Linked DNA regions of Homo sapiens: region 1 is linked to region 2. Evidence: chromatin loops called from intact Hi-C (ENCODE). Cell type or tissue: Calu3. All regions are shown on one strand. Links, peaks and the distances in the headings refer to the core of each region. The heading gives the core; the rest is flanking DNA.

Region 1 (2,922 bases), core at 270-2,769, 53 kb after region 2:
TTTTAAACTACGTTTAATCCTACTTTTTCCAGGGCAAAGTCATTTGCTGTCATGCTTGGAAGGAGTAGAACCAAGTGTTTATGAGCATGGACTTTGGAGTCAGGTAAACAGAAGTCCAAATCCTGTTTCTACCACTAATAGCTGTGTGACCTGGGGCAAGTCACTTAACCTATCTGAGCCTGTATTTTTTTTATTTATGAAATGGAGATAAAGATGCTTGACTCATGGCTGGTTGGGACCGCATACTGCCCACTGGGTAGTGCCATGTCAGGTTGTGATTTCTTGAAACCATCAGGATCAAACAGGCATTCTGAAGATGACGGAATAGAAGCATGCAAAGAACTCAGGTCCCTGATGACATGGTTGAACCACTGGATTAACAAACCTTGAAAAGCCACTCAATTTTCAGACTTCTCGATACAGAACATAATATGACCTCTTATTGGTTCAAGCCAGTTGAACTGGTGGTTTTTTTCTGTTACTTGTAGCTGAAAATTTCCTAACTCATAAAATAACTTTATCTTAAACAAAATTAAAAGCGTTTTACCAACCAAAGCCACAAGTGGTGTAGACCAGCAGTCCCCAACCTTTTTGGCACCAGAGAACTGTTTTGTGGAATACAATTTTTCCACAGACCCAGGACAGGGGTAGGGTTGGGGGGATGGTTTCGGGATGAAGCTGTTCCACCTCACATCATCGGGTGTTAGATTCTCATAAGAAGCGTGCACCCTAGATCCCTCGCATGCATAGGTCACAGCAGGGTTTGTGCTCCTATGAGAATCTAATGCCACCACTGATCTGACAGGAGGCGGAGCTCAGGCGGTAATGCTAGCTCACCGACTGCTCACCTCCTCCTGTGTGACCTGGCTCCTAAAAGGCCACAGACCACTACTGGCTTATGGCCTGGGGGTTGGGAAGACATTTTTGCTAAACAGAGGAAAATTAGGATGAAATCCAGGGAGGAGGCTTAGGTAACATTTAGGGTAACAAATTGAAGGGAGTCTCCAGGGATGCTCTTCCAAGGAGAGGGTTACCAAGGGAACTGTGGTCACTTTACTTCCAGGAAGGCTGTAAAATGTTTGGATCAGGAGAGGGCCATGTTTGAAGGTTTTTAAAGAGTTTTTTGCTTCTGAATTATGTATGCGTGTGGAGCATGGACTGGAGTGAGCAAAGATTCCATTATGGGGAATGTTTCTCAAAGACTGTTGTAACAGTCCAGGTGAGAAATGGTGTGCCTCTGAACTAATGTGGGAACACAGGAGAGGGAGATTTGGAGGTTTGGTGCATTAAGTGAGAATATCGTCAAATTTTTTAAATGAATACCAGGAAATTATGTATCATAGAAACCAAATAAGGGGAGAAGACAGTGTGAAGAAGAAAACAGTGATCACCACCACGAATACTAATATCTTTTTTAAAAAAATTATGATTTTTATATTTTAAGAGACAGGGTCTTGCTCTGTTACTCAGGCTGGAGTGCATGGTGCAATCATGGCTCACCGTATCCTTGAACTCCTGGGCTTAAGTGAGTCTCTTGTCTTAGCCTCCTGAGTAGCTGAGACTATAGGCATGTGCCACCATGGTTGGCTAACGTTTTAATTTTTTGTAGAGATGAGGTCTCTCTATGTTGTCCCGGCTGGCCTCAAGTGATCTTCCTGCCTTGGCCTCCCAAAGTGCTGGGATCACAGGCATGAACCACACCCAGCTCAATACTAAAATCAATAACCAAACATTGAGAGCTGGCCTTGTGCCAAGCACTGTCAGACTGTTTACACATATTATTCTATTTAATCATCATGAGAAACCCATGACATAGGAGCTCATATTATCTTCATTTCCTGATGAGGAAACCTAGATTTCCAAGACTTCATATCACAGTGCTCATAAGAGTAGATCCTGGATTCAAGGTCTTACTGCTCCTGAAGCCTGTTTATTTATCCACAGGATACTCTCCTGATATACCACGATGCAGAATGTCAAGTAGGAAAAGAAGCTGTTGCATTGGGCAATTAAGAAGTCATTGGTGAGAGAAGTTTCAGGTAAATGACTTGCTGGCGTATGGAAGTAGAAGGAGAGAGGGGAGGTGGCTAGGGAACCAGCCTTTGAAGAAACCTAGAACATGGAGATAGAGTGTTTTAGCCTAGAGGTAGACAAGGTCATAAAAGATATTTTTTTTCCATTGGGTATCATAAGAATTACTATTATATTTATTAGTCATAATTATAGTGGTTTGAGGATTACAGGTAGAAAAGTTTACCCTGGTGTCACTTAGAAATCAAAATATTTTCAATCCTCAAAACAAATTTTTCTCTTACAAGGGGACTTAAAAAGCTCATGGAAAATAGAATGAAAAGATAAATGTTAAAAATATAAACTTTATTTCTCTACATAAGCTCTTCAAGTTTCAGATACTTGTATAAGTGATGATATCAGCCATTTAGTCCATTCCTAAAGAAATGAGGGTCCTGGGAATTTAACCATGTCAATACAATCATTTTTACATTATAAACCAAGAAAAATGAGTGTTCTTTAGAGATTTTTTAAGATTGGGAAACAAAAATAAATCAGAAGGACTGAAATCAACACTGTAAGGTGGATGCCTAATGATTTCCCATAAAAACTTTCACAAAATTGCCCTTGTTTGATGAGAAGAATGAGCAGGAGCATTGTCGTGGTGCAGAAGGACTCTCTGGTGAAGCTTTCCTGGGTGTTTTTCTGCTAATGCTTTGATTAACTTTCTCAAAACCCTGTTATAATAAGCAGATGTTATTGTTCTTTGGCCCTCCAGAAAGTCAATAAACAAAATACCTTGAGCATCCCAAAAAACTGGTGCCATGACCTTTGCTTTTGACTGGTCCATGTTTGTTTTGACTGGACCATTTCCTACCTCTTGGTAGCCATTGCTTTGATTGTGCTTTGTCT
Region 2 (2,922 bases), core at 245-2,744:
GCTGGCCTCGACCTCCTGGGCTCAAATGATCCCCTAGTCTCAAGTGATCCTCAGGCTGAGATGACAGTAGCTGGGACGACAGGCATGGGCCACTGTACTAATCCTTTTTCATACTGCTATGAAGAAATACCTGAGACTGGGTAATTCACAGGAAAAAAAAGAGGTTTAATGGACTCACAGCTCCACATGGCTGGGGAGGCCTCATAATCATGGGGGAAGGTGAAAGAGGAGCAAAGTCATGTCTTACATGGCAGCAGGCAGGAGAGGGGGTGCAGGGGAACTCCCCTTTATAAAACCATCAGATCTCATGAGACTTGTTCACTATCACAAGAACAGTATGAGAAAAACCCATCCCCATTATTCAATTACCTCCCATCAGGTCCCTCCCATGACATGTGGGGATGATGAGAACTACAATTGAAGATGGGATTTGGGTAGGGACACAGCCAAACCATATCAGCCACTGTGCCCGGCCAAGCCTACAGCACCCAGTATTTCCAGGTGGTCTCCCATCCAAATACTAACCAGGCCCAAACCTGCTTAGCTTCTGAGTTTGGATGAGATCAGGTGCATTATCTTCAAGATGTAATATTTGCACCATCAATTCTAGCTTCTACACAATGTGCAGGGACATTGAATAGATCTTGTCCAAATCCCAGTTTTTCTCTGTCAAGCATTGCCTCATCCCATAGTAGGAATGAGATAGAGAACATAATGCCATGGTTCAACCACCCTAGAGTGACAGAAAAATGAGATGGGTGGAGATAAATACTACTACAAAAGCTCTCCTGTTTCCTAAGCGCTCAGCATTCTATAGCAGGTGGAAATAAAATGGGCATCTATTCTGGACTCCAATGTTACCTTGTCCAGGACTTTGTGACTGTCATCGAGGCATGACTACATACCTGTGTCCAGTTAACAACCAAAATAAGAGCAATGTCTCCTTCCGATCTCCACTTCCCCTACTTGGAGGATGTGTGTGGGGGGGGAAAGATTGCCTGCTGAACCTCCACACACCTTTGGACCCCAACATCCCCCTCAACTTTGCACTTGCTGTTTCAGGTCAGTTAAGCTGATATTAATGTTCCTTCTCATCTATTCCCCTCCCTTTTTGATGTAAAAACAAAAACAAAAACAAAAAACTTTCATTCCCTTGTTTAAGGCCAGATGCCATGAATGAAGAGGGCTGGTTAACAGTGAATATGTGGCACAGTGGCTTATGCCTGTAATCCCAGCACTTTGGGAGGCCGAGGCAGGAGGATCACCTGAGGTCAGGGATTCGAGACCAGCCTTGACCACATGGCGAAACCCTGTCTCTACTAAAAATACAAAAATTAGCCAGGCGTGGTGGCAGGCACCTGTAGTCCCAGCTACTGGGGAGGCTGAGGCAGGAGAATCACTTGAACCTGGGAGATGGATGTTGCAGTGAGCAGAGATCGTGCCATTGTTCTCCAGCCTGGGTGACAGAGTGAGACTCCGTCAAAACAAAACAAAACAAAACAAAACAAAAAAAACCCCAGTGAATATGCATGAGGGAGAAGCTTTACTATCCTGTGAATAAAAGGAAATGTGTTCTGAAGGCATCAGGTAACTTACCTTTGAATCTCTGGGACATTGTCACAGGACTGTGGGGCGTTTAAGCCCAGAAAGAATTGTCTGAGATTATTAAACGAAGGAGTCCCGCATTCATGGTGACTCAACCTGTTAGCAGTTCCTTTCTTCTGGGATCCAGCCTGTTGCGGCCTCTTTAGTATCAGCAGTGGCTGTGCAGAACATTGCCAAGCCCTTAGCAACCTATTCAGCAGCTCTGTGGGGATGGCTGGGGAGCCCCAGGTTTGCAAATGCAACGGCGAGTCAGCCTGGAAAGTCGGCACCACGGTGCCCTCTCCCTGCCAGGCTCCTTCCAAGAAATTCCCAGCTACCCTGCTGTTTATTAAACAGCTCAGTAAAGAAAGCACAGGGGGCAAAACAGCCATCCTACATGAGCAGAAGGCATTCACAAGTTGCCAGAGTGATTTTGTCTGAGTGTTCGGCCTGGAGGTGGCTGAAAGAGCAATAATGAAACAGAATGGGCGGTCCGAGCGGACATGAAACAGCGATTACACGGTAGGTATTTCTTTGTAGTTAGGCACTCTCTTTGCCAGCATGAAACTCAACTTGAACTTACTCAACAGTTTAAAGTCAGGGATTCCAGAGACTTAGCTTTGGAAAACACGTGAAGAAATGTTCGGGGGCAATGCTGAAATTTACAAGGCTGATGCGAAAGATCGCATGTGTGAATGGAAATGCTTTATCATTATGGATTTATCTTCTAATGATGCATGCTTGTAAAGCAGTATCCTGAAGCAATGGCGATATTAAAATACATAAAAAATTATCAATAATTTTATACACACACACATCCAAAATCAGCTACATTTTTACAGATTAGCTATTTAACTGGTCAAGGGCAGTTAGGCTTAATTAATGTGAACTTAGCCACTAAAGTTAATAAATTCTCCCATGGGAGCTATGAATCGAGAGGGTGAAAGGAAGTTGTCTATTTAATAGCTAATTAAATCACTAGTGTTTTCCGACAGTATCATTTTCTGGGTTTTGCAAGCTAACAAGGAAGCATCACTTTGATTTTTTTTTTAAATCGAGAAGATTTAAGACAATTTTTGCTCTGTAAAGCAACAAAAAAAAATAATTCATATAGACTTCATGGAAGATTTGTTTGTTTGTTTTTAAAAAAACCTTAACTATTATAAGTATTTCCCTAGTTGCCTGTAATCTAAAAAGTCAAGACATTTGCTATTGGATTAACAATGCTTTGACCGACTAACATACTGATTTTGAGTTATTATTTCCGCTAAGATGAAAGAAAGTTTCATAAAGAAGGCAGTGAAAACCCAGGATCCCTGGCCCCCAGGGTGGTTTTGT

What was found. Hi-C counts contacts between places; a loop is a spot of excess contacts. Peaks named below come from ENCODE experiments on the same cell type or tissue, not always from the same donor. Only the 100,000 strongest peaks of a DNase experiment are listed, where the experiment ranks them.
Region 1: a loop joins it to region 2, with 5 times the contacts of the local background. A loop is called at or near these places in 6 of 110 quality-filtered maps.

The regions. Positions count from the first base shown.
Region 1 is chr10:28,926,977-28,929,898 of GRCh38, forward strand. No RefSeq gene overlaps it. Among named protein-coding and RNA genes, the nearest start is that of C10orf126, 82 kb to the left of the region's middle. In Calu3, for the core only: no CTCF peak of the experiment used is centred there; a DNase peak (open chromatin) is centred at 1,735.
Region 2 is chr10:28,873,917-28,876,838 of GRCh38, forward strand. The region is part of intron 4 of C10orf126 (chromosome 10 open reading frame 126); the gene reads left to right. It also overlaps the pseudogene RNA5SP308. Among named protein-coding and RNA genes, the nearest start is that of C10orf126, 29 kb to the left of the region's middle. In Calu3, for the core only: no CTCF peak of the experiment used is centred there; a DNase peak (open chromatin) is centred at 1,805.